Regions from separate parts of the Homo sapiens genome. Here region 1 is linked to region 2. A link is a loop called in an ENCODE intact Hi-C map of the cell type or tissue named here. Cell type or tissue: natural killer cell. All regions are shown on one strand. Links, peaks and the distances in the headings refer to the core of each region. The heading gives the core; the rest is flanking DNA. Region 1 has its middle 23 kb from the start of FGF6. Region 2 overlaps PARP11-AS1 (PARP11 antisense RNA 1).

Region 1 (11,242 bases), core at 1,068-9,067, 540 kb after region 2:
CCCTGGACATGAGAAACACAGAAATACACATGAAGCTCAGGCTTCTCCTGTTGCTCAGCATCCAGGGTGCAGGGGCCAGGCATTCAGCGCCAGCCAGGAGCGGGAGAGGTTTATGTGGCTCGGTGGAGGTCACACTGCAGACAGAGGCTCAGGGAACCCAAGTCTCCCAGCCTCCATGTGGGGCTCATTCCTCTGCCTTAAAGGGAGAGGAACACACAGCCCTCCTGCTGCTCCTCCTCCCGCTCCAACCCGTGTAATGAGCTAATCTCCGAAAAGAGCTTAGAGCTCTTCTCAGAAAGATGCTCTATAAATACAGCATCCTCTTGCTAACCAGGACTCCAGGGGTGAGGAACAGATCACTGGAGGGATCCAGATGGGGGGAAGGGGTCCCTGGGGGACTTAAATTTAACCCCAGAAACTGGGCTCAGGTCACTGGCTGCGACAGCCCTGTGCGCTGTCCCCAGGAGAAACCATCCGGAGAATACTGTTTATTCTTTGTAATTTAGGGGCTTTCCCTGCCCCCAGTCACTGCCTAGGAGGATCATGGATTAATATGGGCTTTTGGATAGAATATGAATTTTTATCAGCAGCTGTTAGGACATCTTCCCTGATCTTTGCTTTAGGGGCCCAGGCTCTGCTAAATTCAGACCAGACAGAGTTAGTTGCTTCTCAGACAGACCTTACAAGGAAGCAGCAAGGCCAGAGAGGCGTGGGGTAAACAATTTCAATGAGAGTTCTCAATCTGCCGTGGGCACACGTCACCAGGGGCTTCTGAGAGCTTTTGCTCGACCTTCTCCAGTTAAACAAACTACTGCAGTCCTTCTCTCCCCGTCACCCCAAACTGCACTTTTAATAACAAATATTTTATAACACTATCTTTACTATTTAAAGTGAAACTGATGGTCAATATAATAGTACCTACACATATCACTTAAAAAATTAATATAATGCCTTAACTGTAGAGAAAAAAGGGAGCAGGTAACTTAAAAGATTGTATTTCAAGATCTAAATGCTCAGGCACAGCCACATTAAGACAATGGAGGATTCAGATGCTCATAGTTAGTTGTAATGAATACATTTGGATTTAAGAATGGCAAGAAAGTGTTCCACTAAAAATTATGTGCCGTTTTTGACATTTGAGATAGGATTAGGTATGTCTGTGTAAATGCATATAGTGAGAGAATCACTGCGATTGTGAGAGCTACAAATGTACTGATAACTGACGGGTTATCATGCTAGGGTTTTTCAAAGTGGTGCACTGTGCTTGAAAGGTTTCACACAAAATACAGACTTCCCTAGATTTATACCCTCGTTGGGAAACTTTGCGTTTTAAAGCGACAGAGAAAAACATTCTCTGCTTTATGTAAAGCAGTTTGATTCTAGGCTCAGATTTATAAACAGGTGTTCTACCTACATGACATTCTGAAAGCTGAGCAATTGCAGGACAATTCTTCATGATGGAGACTGTCCTCTGTGTTGCAGATGCCTCTCATCTGTGGCTTCTGTTCACTGATGCTAGCAGCATCCCCAGTCACTGTGATAACCAAACACCCTCCCGAACTGCCGAAGTGCTCCATCGAGATCCACCGATGCAACAGGGCTGAAAGTGCCTAGTCCTTACAGAGATGTTCCTTTCATTTCATTTCCTTTCTTTTCCTTTCCTTTCCTTTCCCTTTTCTTCCCTTTTCCTTTTTTCCTTTCATCTTTCCATATGATTCTAAGAAGTGGGATCCAGGAAAGGCAGAAAATAACTCTGTCTTCCTGTGTGGAGTGGCTCAGGAAAAACCAGATGAGTCGACTATGAGGGAACACTAGGGCAAAGGCCCTAAAGATCTTACTAGGAATCCATTTTCTAAAATCATTATATTAAAAAGATAGAGGCACTCATATGTTTATCGTAACAGTATTCACAATAGCACAAAGATATGAAATCAACCTAAATGTACATCAGTGGATGACTGGATAAAGAAAATGTGGTACATGTGCACGATGGAATACTATACAGCCATAAAAAGAATGAAATCATGTCCTTTGCAGCAACATGGATGGAACTAGAGGCCGTTGCTTAAGTGAAACAACTCAGAAAGTCAAATACCACATGTTCTCACTTTTAAGTGAGAGTTAAATAATGTGTACACATGGACATAGAGTGTGGACTGATAGAAATTGGAGACTTGGAAGGGGGACAGTGAGAGGTGGTTGGGCGATGAGAAATTACTTAATGAGTACAATGTACATTATTTGCATTATGGATACATTAAAAGCCCAGACTTTGCTACTAAGCAATATATCCATTTAACAAAATCGTGCTTGTACCCCTTAAATTTAATCTCCTAAGAATCCATGAACAGTAGGGATTCTCATAAGAATCCATTTTCTTTCTTTTTCTTTGAGACAAGGTCTCACTCTGTCACCCAGGCTAGAGTGCAGTGGTGCAATCACAGCTCACTGCAGCCTTGAACTCCCGGGCTCAGCCTCCCAAGTAGCTGGGCTACAGGCATGTGCCGCCACACCCGGCTAATTTTTCCACTTTTTGCAGAGACGAGGGTTCACCACATTGCCCAGCCTGGTCTCGAACTTTCGGGCTCAAGCAATCAGCCTGCCTTAGCCTTCCAAAGTGTTGCGATTACAGGTGTGAGCCATGGCGCCAAGCCAAGAATCCATTTTCATTCAGACTTCTGTAAGTGATTTACACTTCACACAACTCTTTCCAGCGTATCATCTCATTTGAATCTACACACTGATTCTGCTTGGTAGGCAGGGCTGGAATATAAGCTGCACTTAAGAGATGAAGACATAGAGGCAGAACGAGCTTAAGTGATTTATTTATCCAAGGTTATTCTCTATCTCATCCCTGTGTATATTTCCTTGCCAGCCCTCCCATGACATGCAGTAATGCTGTACTGTTGCCTGGGAAACTCATGGATGTGTCTACTCTCTGTTAGGATGAAAGCTCCCAGCAGACAACAGTCCGCTTTCTCTCTAGTTCACTGTTGTTCACAGGCACCAGCATAGTTGTTTAAAGCTAGTAGGTTTAAAATAAATATTTATTTCATAAATGAATTAGCAGCCTCCTTGCTTCCAATCCTTTATCCTCTTCATAGAATTCTCCTCTTCAAATAGTCGAATCACCTCATGCCACGTCATTGCAAAAATCTACTGTGGTTCACTGCTGTGTAGAAGATAATTTTAAGCTGCTTAGCTTGGCATTCAGGCTCTGTCTTCAACTTCCATTCCGCTCTGCACCCATAAATGCCATCCATACTCCAAAACAGCCTGCATCACTTGCCATTAGCAGCTAACATTGATTGAACACTTACTGTAGGCCAAGCACTGCCAAGCACTTTGCGTGTATTATTCTATTTAATCTTCACAAGGACTCTGTGAAATAGGCACTATTGTCTCCATTTTAATGAAAAGGGAAACTGAAGCTTAAATAACTTACCTAAGATCATGCAGCTCTTGAGTGGCACACCTGGGACTTGAACCCCCACCTTTCTGCCCCCAAGTGTGTGCACTAAGTCCCACGTTAGGTTGAACTTACTTTGCCTTTACACCTTGGCTGGGGCCCGTGCTTGGGTTCTTTGCTCGGGCTGGGATAACCCTTTTCTTCTCCATGTGCCTGCCTCCTTGCTGTCCCTGCCTCAGTGGCCTTTCATCCATGAGCCTTCCCATCCTACCTACTCTGGTGAGCCACTTTTTCCTCTGCAATACAATGCATTCTGATATAAAGCAGTATTAGCTGGGCAGGAGACTGTCCTCCACAAGGGTCTGTGAGCTCTTTTTAGGCAAATACTATAATTCATTCTTTATTTTTTAAAATTACTTTATTTTTAAATTGAATAATTGTACATATTCAAGAATAATTGTACATGTTCATGGAGATACATGGTGATGTTTCAATACATATAATAGTGAATAAATGAGAGTAATTAGCATATTCATCATCTAAATTTCTATCATCTGTTTGTGTTAGGAACATTTAACATCCTGCTACCTATTTGAAACTACATAATACGTTGCTGTTAACTATAGTCATCCTACAGTGATGTAGGATACTAGAACTGATTCCTCCTACCTGATGGGATTTTGTATCCTTTAACAAACCTCTCCCTATCCCTCTCCTCTAAAATCAGCATCCCAGTCCCAACTTACAACTGGTGTTCAGTGACTCTTTCTTAGACAACTCAGGATGAAGTTTAGTGATGACATTATTATTAAGGAAATAGCCACAAGGGGGCAGTACTAACGGGTCTGAGAATGGATTACCCTCCCTGTTCCACCTGGGAGAGGGATGTTCTGCTCCAAAGACCCTTCCAACTCACACGATGGCCCTGAGGGGCAGATGAACCAAGGTCTAATATAATGAAGTGTGCACAACCAAAAGGTAAACAGCAATGGGAAGCGTGGGAGGAAAATTGGAAGAAAGTTAGAAAAAAACACAGTTTTTTGGAAGCTCTTGAAAACTTTTGGAGTTTTAAAAATGTTCGGATAATATAGGGAATATAGTTTTTTTTTCTTGCAGAGTGTTATTTGGTTTTCTTCATACAACATTTACAACTTTAGTTCCCTAAACATAATTTTGTTAGCAAACTAAGAAACACATAACACATTCCGTGTTATTGAAGAAAACTCACATTTACGTCCATAAAGAGGGCTAAAAATAATTAATGCTATTTTCTACTGTGCTTCCTCAAATTTTCTATTTTTCTTTCTCCACCTTCCTCCTAATTGTTGTTTATGGAGATTACAAGTTATATTTTCACTCATTGTTATTGCTGTTTTGCCTGTTTTTTTTTCCTAGTTAAAAAGGAGTGGAAAATCATAAAAATTTTGAGATATGTTATTTTCTAGCCCTAATGGAACCTGCAGCTAATTCTGGCAAAAGATGGAGCAGGGCTGGGTGGAGAAGGATGGAGAAGGGACACAGAATATTGACGGGCCTTACGGGCCTATGCTTAAAAATTCATGGGATTCATGGGATTCAAGGCCAGGCATAGTGACTCACACCTGCAATCCCAGCACTTTGGGAGGCCTAAGTGGGCAGATTGCTTGAGCCCAAGAGTTCAAGACCAGCCTGACTAATGTGGCGAAACCCTGTCTCTACTAAAAATACAAAAATTAGCCAGGCTTGGTGGTGGGTGCCTGTAATCCCAGCTATTCTGGAGGCTAAGGCAGGAGAATCGTTTAAACCCAGGAAGTGGAGGTTGCAGTGAGCCGAGATCGCACCACTGCACTCCAGCCTGAGTAGCAGAGTGAGACTCTATCTCAAAAAAATAAATAAATAAGAAAAATTCATGGATTCATCCATATCGAGGGTTGGAAAATAAAAGGATTCTGAGAAGTCTTTCTGAGGGAAAGACTTTTCAGGGGACCTTTTAGGAAGGCCTGGAATAGCTTCACGAGTGAAGAGAGACTTCAGTAAGACCCCATGGAAGGCTTGACATGTGTCTCTGAAGCTGAGGGGCACCGTGGACCACTGTGTGATGCCTACCTGGAAAATTCCAAGGCAGGAGAGAGTGTGTTTCCGGCTGCTGCAGTGCTAAGAGTGAAGGGCAGGCTGCCTCTGCCCTGGGCTTGGGCTTCATTCCCAGAGTTTGCAGGGGCTCGGATTTTCTGCATGTTTCCCAGAGACCAGGCGTGAGCCACACATGAGAGCATCCCTAGCTGCCACCCACCGCCTACTGCACAGCATCCCCAGCCACCACCCCCAACCTAACCCTCAGCCTCCCCAGCCGCCACCCACCACCCAACCCTCAGCCTCCACAGCCGCCGCCCACCACCCACTGCACAGCGTCCCCGGCCACCACCCACCATTCACTGCATAGCATCCCTAGCTGCTGTCCACTACCCACACCCCATCCCCAGTTGTGACAACCAAAAGTGTCTTCAGGCGTTGCCAAATGTCCTGTAGATGTCAAAATTACCCCCAGTTGAGAATAGCTGCATTTAAGGCAACTGCATATCACACCCAAAAGAATAGGCCCCCCAGCTAGGGCTACTTTTGATGATAGCGACCACTTGGGTGCCTGGTAAATGCACCAGCTGCTGACTTCTGTCTTGGCACAGAAAGTTAGAATGACACCCTGTGTGAGGGCAGCCTTCCCCAGATGGCAGCAAGGCACCGGTTTGGACTGAATGTGTGCTCCCCAAGTTCATATGTGAAAGCTCTGACCCCTACTGTGGCTGGATTGAGAGATAGGGTCTGTAAGGAAGTACATGAGGTTGTAAGGGTGGGGCCGTAATCTAGTAGGACTATGGCCTTATAGGAAGAGAAAGACACCTGGGTGTGCCGGGTCTGTGCTTATGCCCAGAGGAAAGGCTGATTAAGGATGTGGTGAGAAGGTGGCCTTCTACAAGCCAGGAAGAGAGGCCTCACGGGACATCCATCCTGCCAGACCTCGATCTTGGACTTCCAGCCTCCAGAACTGTGAGGAAATGGGTGTCTGTTGTTGAAGACACTGTGTGTGGCACACTGCTCGGGGGCCCCAGCTCTGAGATGGCACTGGATGGGCATCTGTGCCACCAGAGGCAGGCCCCAGGGGTCCCTGGCACCACAAGTAGCCGTGCCTCAAGGTGATGTGTGCCCGCTCTATTAGACGCCATGTGTCCCACCAAAACCAGATGGGAGGGCTCTTGTGTTCTTTGTAAGAAAAATGAATGGCTAATATTGACATTTACAACCAACCCTTCAATTGGCCAGCCTAGCGACCCTCCAACCTCCTCTGCGACCTAAGCCTCCCCAATGCTGCAGTCACCAACCTCCCTTCTCTCTTCACGGAAACCTCTGTAGGAATGCTCAAGGAATGGAATATGCTGGTTGGTTGATTTTGAAAAAACAAACAGCATTAAACTTGTTGGGGGGTGTGTCCAAAATTTTGTGTTGAAAAATCTTTTTGAAGTTATGCATTCATTTTTAAATAAACATGCTTGTTAAGTGAGTATTTTGTGGGTTTAGCGTTTTCATCCTGAGCATCATTTGTCTATAGGATGATTGGACTGTAGATGAATACAGTATAGAAGTCTTAATGGATCATGGACACATTCCAGAATGTCCCTGGGGTATTGTTTTCACGGTATCTGTTATTAGCTTGTTTTCTTGGCATTTTGGCTTTTTTTCCTCCTAGAACTGGAGGAAAGGAGGAAAAGCAGCTGTCCTGGCCAAGTATCTGTGTGTGAAATGAGGTCGTGGTGTCCGTCTGCTTGTGTTTAGCACCATGGTGTTTAGTCTCAGGGCCCTGACAATAGACGGATAGCAGCAGGGCAGCAGAAGGCTTCTTGTTAGTCCCTTTAGGGGACGTGAATGGTCAGGCAAAGAATATGAAAGCTCTTGGGGTCTCCCTCAGAAAACGGAGGGGGCTGGTTCTTGTGTGCTTTAGAAGAATCGGATTCAGCCCGAGAGGCACTACCTGGAGTCAGGGCTGTGCTGTGAGCCACACATGCGGACTTCTTTTTCTTTTTTCTTTTTTTTTTTTTTTTTGAGATGGAGTCTCGCTCTGTCACCCAGGCTGGAGTGCAGTGGCGTAACCTCGGCTCACTGAAACCCGGGTTCAAGCCATTCTTCAGCCTCAGCCTCCCGAGTAGCCGGGATTACAGGGTGAGCCAACACGCCCGGCTAATTTTTGTATTTTTAGTAGAGGCAGGATTTCACCATACTGGCAAGGCTGGTCTCGAACTCCTGACCTCAGGCGATCCACCCACCTTGGTCTGCCAAAGTGCTGAGTTTACAGGCATGAGCCACCGCGCTCGGCCCACAAACGTGGACTTCTTTCCGTCCAGGCATCGCTGCTCTCTCCAGCGCCGTCTCCTCTAGCCTGGAACACTCCTGTGTGGGAGCCTCCAGATTGTTCTCCCTGCACACAGGCTCACCTCACCACATCATTTTACGGGAGACAGTTCTGATGATTATTCTAGAACCCCTACCTGGTCTTGTTAACGTTTTTTTTTTTTTTTTGAGACAGGGTCTCGCTCTGTCACCCAGGCTGGAGTGCAATGGGCGCGATCTCAGCTCAGTGCAACCTCTGCCCCCGGGTTCAAGCGATTCTTGTGCCTCAGCCTCCTGAGTAGCTGGGACTACAGGTGTTACAGGAAAGGGGTCCCAATAAAAACCCCAAGACAGAGTCCTTGGATCTGATCCAAGAAAGAATTCAGGGTGAATCCACAAAGCAAAAGCAAGTTTATTAAGAAAGTAAAGTGGTGAAAGGACGGCTGCTCCATAGACAGAGTAGGGTGTTTCCAAAAGTACGAGGAGGAACGTGTCCACCCGAAGTACAATACTCAGTTATACATAGGATAAAAACAGATCACGGGGAGATGTGTTCTGCTACAAGGGTTTCTGATGAAGGATTAGTTTTCTTAATTACTATATGTTGCAAGAATCAATATTATTATCTTTAAAGCAAAATTAGGAATGTTTTTGTTCTCAAGATATCAGGATATCAGGACACTCTGATTCATCTAGTCTACTGTAGATGAATATATCTACTGTATTCATCTACAGTCCAATCATCCTATAGACATCCTATAGACCAAAGTCTGTATGTGTTTATTAAATATCAATCTGTTCCCTTAACCATAAACATCTGGAGGCTAGGAATACCTAACTTCCTAGGAATGCGGCCCAGCAGTCGCAGCCTCATTTTCCTAGCCCTCACTCAAGAGGGAATCACTGTGGTTCAAACACCTCTGACACAGGCTCATGCCACCACACCTGGCTAATTTTTTGCATTTTTAGTAGAGATGGGGTTTCACCATGTTGGCCTTGAACTCCTGACCTCAAGTGATCCGCCACCTCAGCCTCCAAAGTGCTGCAATTACAGGTGCTTGCCACCCTGCCGGGCTAATTTTTGTCTTTTTAGTAGAGACAGAGTTTTTCCATGTGGCCCAGGCTGGTCTTGAACTCCCGAACTCAAGTGAGCCTTCTGCTTCGGCCTCCCAAAGTGCTGGGATTACAGGCATCAGCCACCATGCCCGGCCTGGTCTTGTTACTTCTTAAACCTCACTAAGGGCCTCTCAGTGTTTTCAGATTAAAATTCAAGCTCCTCTAAAGAGACTGCATATTGTGTGACTACAGGAAATATCCAGAAAAGGGAAAACGACGGAAACAGAAAGTAGATCTGTGGTAGCCGGGTGAAAGCAGGGAGGAGGGGATTCAATGTGCTTGAAGAGCATAATGAGCCCTCATCTCAAAAAAAAAATTTTTTTTTAACTAGCTGTTTGTGGTGGTGCGTGTCTGTGGTCCCAGCTACGCAGGAGGCTGAGGCGGGAGGATTGCTTGAGCCTGGGAGGTCAAGGCTGCACTGAGCAATGACTGTGCCCCTGCACTCCAGCCTGGGACACAGAGAGACACCTCGTCTCTGAAATAAATAAGTACATAATTTTAAAAATGTGCTTGAAGGGTCTTAAAGGAGTAATGAGATGCTCTAAAACTGATTTATGGTGATGGTAACTTTACCTAAAACTCATTGAGTTATACACTAAGGTTGAATTGGATGATACGCAAAATTTTAAAAATTCAAGCGTGTTAACATAGCTTCCCAGTGCTCCGGGATACAGTTCCTGTCCACCTGTCTTGAGCTCCATCCTGCCCATGCTCCTCTCATTCTGGATACAATACTGATGCTGCTTAAATCCTTGCAGGGACCATGTTTTTCCCCAGCTCTACCGGCAAACACCTGCTGCGTCCTTCCTTCCTCACAACACTCTTCCCCTGCCTGCCAGCCCCCACCCCTGCCCTAAATCTGGCTGAGACCCTTCAGAGCTCAGCCTTCCCAAGGATGGATTCTCTCATCCACCAACAGGAGGTCCTAACCCTGTTCTATGCTCCCGTAATAGGCTTGAAGTTTCTCTTTTGTGCTGCTCATTACGTTTTGCTGTAATTATTTTATTTATTTATTCATTTATTTTTATTTTTATTTATTTATTCATTTAGACGGAGTTTCACTCTTCTGGCCCAGGCTAGAGTCCAATGGCGTGGTCTTGGCTCACCACAACCTCCGCCTCCCAGGTTCAAGCAATTCTCCTGCCTCAGCCTCCCAAGTAGCTGGGATAACAGGCATGCGCCACCACGCTTGGCTAATTTTGTATTTTTAGTGGAGACGGGGTTTCTCCATGTTGGTCAGGCTGGTTTCCAACTCCCGACCTCAGGTGATCCGCCCACCTCGGCCTTCCAAAGTGCTGGGATGACAGGCGTGAGCCACCGCGCCCGGCCTTATTTTTTTATTTTTATTTTCTCCACCCTGAGACGGAGTCTCACTCTGTCACCCAGGCTGGAGTGCAGTGGCATGATCTCGGCTCACGGCAACCCCTGCCTCCTGGGTTCAAGTGATTCTCCTGCCTCAGCCTCCTGAGTAGCTGGGATTACAGGCATCCACCACCAGGCCTGGCTAATTTTTGTATTTTCAGTAGAGATGAGTTCTCACCATGTCGGCCAGGCTGGTCTCGAACTCCTGACCTCATGTGATCCGCCCACCTCGGCCTCCCAAAGTGCTGGGATGACAGGCATGAGCCGCTGCGCCCGGCCTATTTTGCTGTAATTGTTTATTTAATGTCTGTCTTCCTTGCCAGTTTATAAACCCATATATAGTTTTCACAGTGATAGTCCCAGGGCCCTGAGTGGTTTCTGCTGCATAATAGGGTGTTAGAAATATTAATTGCATAAATAATACAGGAATGAGGTGCAGAGTCCAAAGGACCAGGCAGCTCTTCTTCCAAGAGAACATAGATTTATTTGGAACCCAGAGTTGCTCGACTGAAGGCACATTGGGATCACCCCCAGAGATGGCATGAAAGGGGCGAGAGAGTGGGGATGGCCACAGCAGGAACGTGGCACGGAGATGACAGGGCTGATGACGGGAAGCTCAGGAAGGGGCAGTGTGAAGGGAGGGAGGAAACTCGGGAGGCTGTGGGGTCCTCCTGACGTAAACTCTCCAGTCATCTTCTTTCTTTTTATTTAACCTATAAAAAGATGGCATAATTTATAGTCTCTCCCAGCTCAAATGTCCTGCCATCCCAGTCATCCTACTAGATGGGTTCTTCAACGTCAGACCCACCTGGGATGTGTATTAAACGTGTAGACTCCTGGGCATCGTCAGAAAATCTGGGAGCGGGACTTGGAGATCTATGTCTTAACGTGCTCTTGGGTGATTTTTTGTAATGCAAGTTAATGAGAGCATGGGGACTGCATCTACCTTGTTCACATGTGTATCCCAGAAACCTAGCCTAGTCCGGGGCAGGGTTGAGG
Region 2 (11,242 bases), core at 1,789-9,788:
ACATCTGTGAAACATGATAAAGCAAAGTGCAATAAATAAAAGAAGGTGCGCCTGCAGACACCATGGAAATAGTGACTAAAGGGAGGATTCACATCTTGGGGAAAACGGGAAGGGAATGGCATGAGATTTCATTATGCTACTCAGAATGGCATGCAATTTTAAACATGAATTATTTATCTCTTGAATCTTAATATTTTCAGGTGATGGTTGACAGCGGAAAACTGAAATCGCAGGAAGTGAAATTGGGGCTGGGGGAATACCATTGTATAGTTGGTTCTCCATACCCATGGGTTACACAATCATGCATTCAACCAACCATGGATCAGAAATATTGAGAAAAAAATAGATGGTTGTGTCTGTACTGACCATGGACATTTTTTTTCTTGTCATTATTCCCTGAACAATACAGTATAACAACTGTTTACGTAGCATCTGTACTGTTGTTAGGTAATTTAAAGTATACAGGAAGATATGTGTAGGTTATATGCAAATATGTGTTAGTTATATGCATCATTGTATATCAGGGACTTGAGCATCCCAGGATTTTGGTATCCGAGGAAGGTTCTGGAAGCAACTCCCCATGGATATCAAGAGATGACTGTACTCTCTGTGTGCAAGGCCTGCAATTTCCCCTGATACGTAGCCTAACGCAGGGTATGTATCATCATAGTTCCTTCTGCTTCATAGTTCCAGGCAAAGAGCCACTGCAGTAGAAACTATGCATACTGACCAGGGTCACCAGTTTTCTCAGGAAAACTAAACATTTTACTTTATCTTTCATATTTTCTACATGTGTTCTGGGTGGAAATGTCTTAAGCCATGCTAAACCCGGCCCAGGAATCATGAGTGATGGCAGCCCTCCCTGGAACCCCATGAAGTTTGTTAGATTTTCAAATGCTGAGAGAGTTAGGAGGAAATTCCCAAGGGGAAATGAAAATCATCAGACGGAGAAAACAGGTAGATGGATGAAGAGAGCAGCAAGGTGAATTTGCGAGAAAAAAAATCAATCTCTTCTAAGACAATAGAAGGAGGAAAGAGAACGGAGTAAGTGGTGAGATGCAGGATACAGTATTACCTATCATTTTACTGTTATTATCATAACTGTTTTTATCCATAAAGGTCACATTTACAACCAGAATTTGGGGAGCTGTAGGAAAGGATATGGGAGACAGGCTGGATTCGACAGAAAGGAAGAAGGCGCAAAAGGAAAGCCAAGGGGGCCAGGAGAGGGTGAGGGAGGAAGGGGAGAGAAAGCTGCATTTGTGCCCATCCGCCTTGAATATAAAGACCCAGCCTCCGTCTGAAAAAGAGCCAACAATGAGGCAGCCCCAGAATCAGCCCTGCTGTTGAAGTCTGACACGTTAACAACCCCAGCAGGAATTAAGAGGTGAAATAAGCAGATGAAACATTCACCGAAGCCGAGATAAGCATTCCTGGAAAGGAATTTTTCAAAAAATCAAAATGAATCTCACAAATCTTCCTAATTAGGAAACATGACAAGGAATTAAATTCAACCTAAAAAAAAATGAAGTGCTAAATAACTCACCCACACTAAATGGAAAGGCTCTATTGAGAATACCACTGATTATTAGTTTTCGCTGCTCCGGGAAATTATCTACGCACAATGATGGACATCAGCATTCAGCTCACAGCGGCAGTCAAAAGCAGCAGCTGAGATGTGTGGCCATCCTAATTAGAGGATGGAGAATTCTGAAAAGACTCTGGAGCTGTGACATTCCTGGCTGGGGCTTTCCTTCCAGGAATGCCACATTAGGGTTTTGGTCATCACGTTGTAAAAAAAAAAAAGGACTTAATAGGAATGATCCAGAAAGGGACAACAGAAATGACTTAAAAAAGAGCGTGAGAAGCTTTGAGGTTCAGAACAGAAAACAGGAAAAGACTTCCATAAGAAATAATTTTTAAAATTAGGAGAGAAGGAGGTAAGTAAAAGCCTCGGGTGGTGGAAAGGGCAGCCAAAAGGTATACTGCCTGGACTTAGGTCACTCCAGACATGTGAGGGTTTAGCCTGTTTCTAATGAGCACACCCAGGGGTGTCAAGAAATTACAACAGATTATCTAATATGAATTAGCCTTCAATTCTTCATTCAATAAATATTTAGCAAGCACCCTCCACGTTCCAGGCACTGTCTGTAGCCTCTTGAATAGATCAGGGAACAAAATAGATTTTAAAAGCCTCTGCCTTTATGGGATTTACATGCTAGTGGGTGGGCAGGCCTTGGGGTAGGGACATGTGGAGATAGACAATAATAGATAATAAATAAGTACATCGTATAGTGTGTTCTAAGGTGATAAGAACTATAGAAAAAAACATAGATCAGGATAAGGAATGTTGGGAGTACTCAGGATGCCCCTCGTTGAGAAGAGAACATTTAAGGAAAAACTTGGAGGAGGTAAGGAAGTAAAAGTAATAGATATCTAGACAAAAGGTATTCCATGCAGAGGGAGCAGCTGGTACAAGCTTCCCAAGCAGCAATATGCCTCACATGCTAAGGAAGAGTGAGGGGAGAGAGAGAGAGAGAGAGAGAGAGAGAGAGAGTGTGTGTGTGTGTGTGTGTGTGTGTGTCTACGTGTGTCTATGTGTGTTTGGAAAATTAGGAGTGGGAGGATGATATGCAGATTGAACAGGGCGTGGTATAATAATTAACAAATACTTACATTTAGTAAGCAGTGTTATAAGTGACACTTATAACAACGTCAGGCAGTTAGTATGTGCCTGACGCTGTTATAAGCTCTGTTAACAAATATAATTCGCACAAGCACCCCACGGAAGTAGCTACTCTTATTACCCTCATTTTACCTCTAAGGGATCTGAGACACAAAGAGATCAGTTAGCCTGTCCAAGGTCAAGCACTGGAGCCTTGGTGCGTGGATTTAGAGCCCACGCTCCTAGTTGCTGCCTCATGCCATCTCTCAATGTGGTTTTAAGCCATCTACTTCTGATTCCAGTTCTGATTACTTAACCTCGATTGGATTCCAGTGTACTCCCTAGGATAAATTTATGTTTCTCTTAAAAAAAAAAAAAAGCAGCGTGGCTCACTGCTTTATCACTCATGACCTTTCCTGGCCCTTTGTTCCTTTCCCCTACCAATTCATGAGCCGCTATTTTCTGCTAGTTTATCCCTGAAGTCCATTATTTCTGCCCAGCAAATAAAGCAAATGTCTATGGATAGAACTTCAGTTCAGTTTGTGAGGGAGTAGGGGTGGTGCTTCTCTGGTTTAATAACGCCCTACAGATAACTAAGAGGCAGGACAGGGCATACACTGAGTTAAAAGCTAGGTGTCACTATTTCTTATACTCCAAAAGGCACTGTGTGGAGGGGTGTGTTTTAACACAACCATCACCAGCTCCAGCTTCTCAAGATCTCTGTCCTGTTTTCTCAAGACACAGCACTTTTATGCTGAAAACCATTGAAATGTAAAGCCATTGAACTTTAAATGGATGAGTTATACGTGAATTACACCTCAACAAAGCTGTTAAAACAATTACATAATTTTTGTAAATGTCAAGATCTTGGCTTTTACCTCCCCTGTTGACCTCCCTGCCTGACTTCCGTCCTCCCTCACATACCTTCAGGGGGCACAGAACCATACTCAGAAAGAGGATCACCATTCCAGAACCCCAAGCACTCCATCCAACATTACAACTTTGTTTTAACTCCAGGGATTACAGCAGTATGCCAAGGAAAATAAATGACTCTTTACCATTAGATCTTCAGTACCAATTTTCCTTATTAGAAAAAAAAAATCTAACTTTTTTTTTTTTTCTTTTTTTGAGATGGAGTCTCGCTCTGTCGCCCAGGCTGGAGTGCAGTGGCCCGATCTCGGCTCGGCTCACTGCAACCTCCACCTCCCGGGTTCACGCCATTCTTCTGCCTCAGCCTCCCGAGTAGCTGGGACTACAGGCACCCGCCACCATGCCTGGCTAACTTTTTTGTATTTTTAGTAGAGACGGGGTTTCACTGTGTTAGCCAGGATGGCTTCGATCTCCTGATCTCGTGATCCACCCGCCTCAGCCTCCCAAAGTGCTGGGATTAGAGGCGTGAGCCACCGCTCCCAGCTTCTAACATTATTTTTAATGTTAAAGCAAATGTGTATATTATGAAGCAGAAGGCAATATTCACTTACATAGGGCTTTTTAAAAATTTTTGAGACAGAGCCTCCCTCTGTCACCCAGGCTGGAGTGCAATGGCGTGATCTCGGCTCACTGCAACCTCCACCTCCTGGGTTTGAAGTAGGTTCTTGTGTGTGGTTAGCTGCTTTAAGCTGGAGTGGGAACAGTGTATGTCCTCTGCCAGTTGTGGAGACAGAGAGATTGAGATACACTGTCAGTGGCTAAAACAGGAGACTCAGGAACTGATCCAAGCTCAGTACCGCTATATTATGTGATATTGTGCATAACATCCCATTTTGGGGCCTCAGTTTCCCAACTAAAAAATGAGATGATTGAACCAGGTGATCTCCAAGGTTGCTGCCATCTCTCAAAGTCCATGATTTGGTGTCATACTGACACAAATCAGATTCTGGGCTCAGATTCATCAGCACCAAGATGCCCAGAGATGTAGGAAGCAAAAGATACAGTCCCTGTCTTTGTGGAATTTTTCATCTACTGAGGGAGACTATGAAGTGAATTTACAAACCATCCAAAGGACACAAGAGGCAAGAAGCAGCTGAGAATCATGAGTGATTAGAAATCTGGTGCAGATCACTCGCTTTGAGTCAACTGTGCAGCTAAACGACAAGGAGACTCTTACCCTGCCAACCCCTGCGCCCTTTGGGCCAGGATAACTTGACACAAAGGCACTTGCTGTTGACCTTGTGCGTGGCCCCAAATCACAGAGTAAGAAACTCTCAGAGCAGGAAAGGGATGTTAGCTATGAACAAATCCAAAACCCTCCATCTACATTCAGGATTTGGGATAATGCTCGCATCACACTTAGAGTATTTTTATTCGATAGAAGGTTCTTAACATTAACTCAAATCTTAAATAATCCTAAAATTGGAAGAGAAATATATCCTTCTCTTCAAAGCCCAATACATTAAATATGGAATGATTTTAAGACAAGTCTTATTATGACATAGGGTTGAACAAGATCTGCCTGGCAGCCACTTATTGAAAAGCATTGCTCTGAAAAAAATTAACTTCTACCCTTCATTGTAGGGTATTTATGCGTTTTCTTATGTCATCATTTCAGATCCTTTCCTGCTCCCGAAGCTACGGCAGAGCATTTCCGTAGGTCTCCAGTCACATGTCTTTGCTTTTCTGAACATACCAGGAGATCTATGAAAGTGAAACTAAAAGGAAATAGAAAGGAAAAACTGCTTCTGATCTCTCTCATCCAACTATTTCATTTTCATTTGTTCTAGGAGAATTTCTTCCAGCTCTAGCCTCCTGGATTTACGCATATTCTGGGGACTAGACTAAAAACCTCTACCTCTGGCAGGCATCTTGGGGAAGTCTTGCCTAGATGACATTTGACCTTTGGGGTTTCTTCCAATCCAGATATTCTAGGGTGCAGAAAGGAGTAGTGGTCCCTCACAGATCGCCCAAAATGGATTTTTTCCACCTAATTGGAAAATATGCTCATTTCTAACACAAGATGGCGCTGGGACACAGGCAAGAACGTTTCTGATTAAAACAAAACCAAATGAAACAAAACAAAACACAAAGCAAAACAATCCATGAGCACAAAAGTTCTAATAAGCCAGAGAATTATTTTGTTTCTGGACAAGACCAGCTTTTGTTGAGCACATTTTAGAACAGCTTTCTGGAGTAGCAATAATCTAATTGAGCTGCTTTACCCTAAATCAACCAAATGGTCAGGACTGAATTAAAGTAGTACAATGTATCCTTAGGAATAAAGTATTTAAAAAGAACTCTAAATCCCTTAACTACGCAGGGTCAAAACCAGAGATAAGTGGTCAGGGGACTTAGTTGAACACTATCATCAAAAGTGATGTCTTAAATTCTTACTCTGATATGGGATGGGGTCTTTACCAGTTGAATAATTCTGATATGAATTCAGTTGCCTTAATAAAATTATCTTTTTTTTTTTTTTTTCTTAGAGACAAGGTCTCACTATGTTACCCAGGCCGGTCTCAAACTCCTGGCCTCCCATAGTGCTGGGATTACAGGTGTAAAGCACCGTGCCCAGCCTCATTTAAAATTAAATGAGCTCTTCTACTTCATAATAGAGCAGATTGTTTTAACTTGTTTGCACTTATTTGAGGATTATTTGATGAAGCAATTGAGGAATAATTCACAATTTGAACTATAACCACCAAACAAGTTCTGTTAAGCTAACACCTAAGTTGAGTTTTAGTGTTGTTTTTTTGTTGTTGTTCTTTTGTTTTGTTTTGTTTTGTTTTTGAGACAGAGTATGGTTGTATCACCAAGGCTGGAGTGCAGTGGCATGGCTCACTGCAGCCTCAACGTCTGTGTTCAAGTGATCCTCCTGCCTTAGCCTCCCGAGTAGCTGGGACTATAGGTGTGCATCACCATGCCCAGCTAATTTTTTATTTTTTGCAGAGATGGGGTATCATTGTGTTACCCAAGCTAGTATCAATCTCCTGGGCTCAAGCGATCCACCTGCCTCATCCTCCCAAAGTGAGAATTTATTGGGAAAGGAACTTATTATCTGTCTTCCTCCTAACCCCCACAATAATCTCCTCCACATGAACAAGTGGTTGGCCAGTCTGTTTAGAATCTTGTAGTAACAGCAAACTGACCACTCAGGAGAAGCAGCCCATTCTATCTCTAGACGGTTCTAAGGTTAGAATAGTCTTCTTTAGATTAAGCCAAAGCATGGCTCTTTATAATTTGTGCTCATATATCTCCATTCTTCCTTTTAGAGGAATGCAGTATAACCTTCTTTTGTAATATGACTGCTCCTCAAATTTGTGATGATTTGGGCCTTCTCAGTCAAAAACAGCATCCGTTTCTGCAGTAATTTTTCATATGACATCTTTTCTAGCTCTATCTTGGATATCTTTCTTTGATTTATCTTAAAGTGTGTTCTGATCTCACAGCCAGTGGGCCTATGTTAGTTGCCTGGATTTAAGTAGTATGCTTCTATGAATGCAGCTGAAATTTGGTTAATTTTCTGCACAGTTATGTCACACCGTTTTCCCTTTAAAGCCCCCGGTCAACTAAAACTCCCAAGCCACTAATGTGGATGTAGCAAAATCTACCCGCCCTTACATAAACAGTTGACGTTTAGAATTAAAATGCAGACGTTACGCCCTGTGATACCATGAGGATTTCAGTTCATAGCTGTGGGCTGTTAAAATTACTTAGAGTAATTTCATTCAGACTCTGGTGCCAGACATACCTGGATCCAAAAGTTTGTTCCTCCCTCATAAGCTATGTCATCTTGGGCAGTTGACTTGATCTCTTAAAACATCAGCTTTCTTATCTCTAAAATGCAGATAATATTGCTACTTTTCTCATAGGGTGGTACAATTTATATGTGATGATTTCGTGCAAAAAGTATATTTAGCACAATTCATGGCACGAAGTAAGTTCTCAATAAGTGTTTATTGTTACTATTATTAGTATTAGCCCATCATCCTTCAAATCAACTATCCCTCCTTGTCCATGTCATAGGAATATCTGACAAGCATGTCCTCTAAGGCAGATAAAAATATTACTGTTAGGGAAATTTAAAAGACAGAATCTGCATGACTCGCCACCATAGTTTCCCTCAGGCTGGTCTACGAACTAATCAGCACCATGTAGGTATAATTCCTACCCTAGCCATGGTTGCACCCACTGGCTATCAGCCAGTTCATGTCTTATGGCAAGGTAATTATAAAAGTTCTTGTCAAAGGCCATGCTGAAAGAAAGTATGGTTTTGATGCCTCTTCTTTCTACCAATCTAATATCCTTATCAAAAAAGGAATAAATGAAGACATGTTTTGTTTCTGAGGTTTGGGGTTGGCTCTGAGTGATCTCTGCTTTTCTAAAGACTTACAAAGAGTCTATTTAATAATCTGTTCAGTTGATGGGTTAAAGTGGTGAAATTGTGGGTTATTTCCCCCTTCTTTCTATTATTATAATAATGTTTGTGGAGTAAATAGCCTTTTAAAATTCTGTTCTAGAATTCTGCCAGGGATAATTGTCAAGCTGACTGGCTTATAGTTTTTATAATATGCCCCTTTCCCCCTTTTTGAAAATGGGGACAACTCTGTCCTTCTCTTGTCTGTTAACAGTTCTCCTATTCTCCATGCTTTTTCAAGGATTATTGACAATGGTTCTGGGAGTTCTTTGAGTAACCTGGGACGTGATTTGTCTAAGTCTGGAGATTTGAATTTATTAAGGGGGGTGAAAAGAACACCACACTCGTTTCTAGCTCTGGCTTTGCCATTTACTAGCTGAGTGAGCGTGGGCAGGTTTTGATTTTGTTTTAGCCTAAATATCCCCATCTGTGAAAGAAAGCATTTGTATCAGATGAAGTTGAAGGTCCCTTCAAGGTCTAACGGCCTATGTTCTATGTCTCAAGTAATCTGACATTTTCTTACTAAGTTTTCTCATTTATCCTGGCTTTTAGTTTCCCCTGAATAAAATGTGTCCTACCCTTTTTTTATTTTGAAATGCATTTTGGCTTAGAATTCCGATACCTCAGTGTGACGCTCAGGGTGCAACACTCTTGGTCCCCACTTTTTAGTCCAATTTTATCTCCTACTTCTCCCAGGTTCAAACCTGCTCTCCATGCAGATGGACTCAGCCACTCTTTCTGAATATGCACGTGCATGTCCCTCCCAGTCCTTCTGCTAAGGTTACTTCCCTAAAGTAGAATATCTCCCGGCCACGTCTCTCAGTCAGATTCTACCCCTCCTTTAAAGCCCCGTTTACTTACCAATTCTCTTTTGGGAAGTGTTTCCTAACTACTCCACATCATGATACACTCCTTTCTCTAAATTTCTTTCTTTCTTTTTCTTTTTTTAAATTTCTTTGTGACAGAGTCTCGCTCTGTCCCCCAGGCTGGAGTGTGAGATTAAATTTATGTTAGGCTAACATGAGCTTTTACTTATTTATTTATTGTAAGACAGAGTCTCACACTTTCACCCAGGCTGCAGTGCAGTGGCGCAGTCTCGGCTCACTGCAAGCTCTGCCTCCCAGGTTCCTGCCATTCTCCTGCATCAGCCTCCCAAGTAGCTGGGACTACAGGCGCACGCCACCACGCCTGGCTATTTTTTTGTATTTTTAGCAGAGACGGGGTTTCACCTTGTTAGCCAGGATGGTCTCGATCTCCTGACCTCATGATCTGCCCGCCTCGGCCTCCCAAAGTGCTGGGATTACAGGCGTGAGCCACTGCACCCGGCCCTCCTTTCTCTAAATTTCTAATGCATTCAGTGCAGATCATCTGATACTAAAAAATAATATTATCTGTGACATCTGGGTGTGGAAATGTTGAATTGTATTGTTATTGATCTGCATGTCTTGGGGGGTCCTCTCTCCCAGCTCTCCTTGCCTTTCCCACATTGAGTACTGTTCTGGGGATGCTTAATAAACATGGAGAAATACTGAATGAATTTGAAGCCATTATATATAATTTTTCTGATCAGAGCATTTGGGTAACTATGTAATACATGGTAGTTTCTCTTTCAATTTAGGAGTAACAGAAAGGTGAGCCATTGCTCAGGTAGCTTAATACTAGAAAGCATGTTATTTTAAAACGTATAATAATCCTTTATCTGAATAAAAGGATTTATTATACAATTGATAATGAAGTTCTTAAACTAGCTCACTTTCCTCCCCTGTCACCATAGATAAGGGATTTGAGAAAAGTTGCAGAATACACACAATTACTAATTGAACTCATCGATGCCAACCCTATCCTAATCTAACTTTCCCTATATTGGCCAAGACAGCCTAAATCTTTGGGTTGGAGGCCAGGTTTACATTTTATCTAAAAAGTGGCATAGTTACAGTTTTTAATAATAGAGAAACTATTTTTGTGTGTTCGATATCATACCAGATATACATCCCAGCAGACATGGATTGTTTAAATATGTGAGCGCGTGGAAAGGGAGGATTGGCCTCCCTGACCCCCAACACTGTGAAATGCTTGTTCCTAGTAAATTATAAGTTGCAATAAGTCAGTTAACACCGTAGAATCACACCATTGTCCTAATAGTAAAATAGCTGTGAGAAAAGACTTGTGATAAGATTGTAACATAGGAAAAATAATGCCTTTCCAAAAATCAACAGTGCACAAGCTCACAAAGCATGCCAGAAACAAAGCAGAGACAAGAAGTCATTCAATTGTTCAACATGTGCTGCTGAGCATCTACTGTGTACCAAACCCTGTTGAGAACATGGGCATTAGGGACGTGGAGTTATATAAAAGATATATAGGCCAGGCACGGTGGCTTACGCATATAATCCCAGCACTTTGGGAGGCCGAGGTGGGTGGATCACGAGGTCAGGAGATCGAGACCATCCTGGCAAACACGGTGAAACCCCATCTCTACTAGAAATACAAAAAAAAAAAATTTAGCTGGGTGTGGTGGTGGGTGCCTGTAGTCCCAATTACTTGGGAGGCTGAGGCAGAATGGCGTGAACCCGGGAGGCGGAGCTTGCAGTGAGCTGAGATTGTGCCACTGCACTCCAGCCTGGGGGACAGAGCAAGATTCTGCTTCAAGAAAAAAAAAAAAAAAAATATATATATATATATATATATATATAGAGAGAGAGAGAGAGAGAGAGAGACAGAGAGAGAGAGAGAGAGAGAGACCTTGCTCACAAAAAGGTCACATGCCATCTTAAGGGAGAGACAATCAAATAAACAGATCACACTCCGTGGGATGACAGGTGCTACAATAGTGATTTGTGTCTCCACTGTGGCCAGGGGCTGATACCAAAGGAGAAATGCAGGACAAAGTGAGGATCTTATTTCCTGGGCGGCATGCCCAGTCCAGCACTCACAGACACCCTTCTTCCTATTCCAGAGTCCTCCTCACACACATGAGAAGAGGCTCTAGCTTCCTTTGTGGTCACTACCTCTAGTCTTCAATCACCAAGAAAAAGTCAGGAGTTGAAAGGCCAAACCGTGTACCATTATAAGCAAAGCTGCAAACTGACAAGTCAGTCCAAGGCTTACAAAGCAGTGTTTGTACGGTGCTTTCATAGGCTTGGTTGGGGGTGATAAGTACAAATTTCCCACGCAAATATATGTAAAGCTGGTGTTTAGTAAGCTTGTAATAAACGGGAGTGTTTATA

Evidence for each region. Hi-C counts contacts between places; a loop is a spot of excess contacts. Peaks named below come from ENCODE experiments on the same cell type or tissue, not always from the same donor. Only the 100,000 strongest peaks of a DNase experiment are listed, where the experiment ranks them.
Region 1: a loop joins it to region 2, with 6 times the contacts of the local background. A loop is called at or near these places in 2 of 110 quality-filtered maps.

The regions. Positions count from the first base shown.
Region 1 is chr12:4,417,448-4,428,689 of GRCh38, forward strand. No RefSeq gene overlaps it. Among named protein-coding and RNA genes, the nearest start is that of FGF6, 23 kb to the right of the region's middle. In natural killer cell, for the core only: CTCF peaks have their summits at 4,228 (motif pointing right) and 4,427; a DNase peak (open chromatin) is centred at 4,254.
Region 2 is chr12:3,880,069-3,891,310 of GRCh38, forward strand. The region is part of intron 1 of PARP11-AS1 (PARP11 antisense RNA 1); the gene reads left to right. Among named protein-coding and RNA genes, the nearest start is that of PARP11, 12 kb to the left of the region's middle. In natural killer cell, for the core only: CTCF peaks have their summits at 3,721, 3,930, 5,624 (motif pointing right) and 5,828; DNase peaks (open chromatin) are centred at 3,303 and 5,623.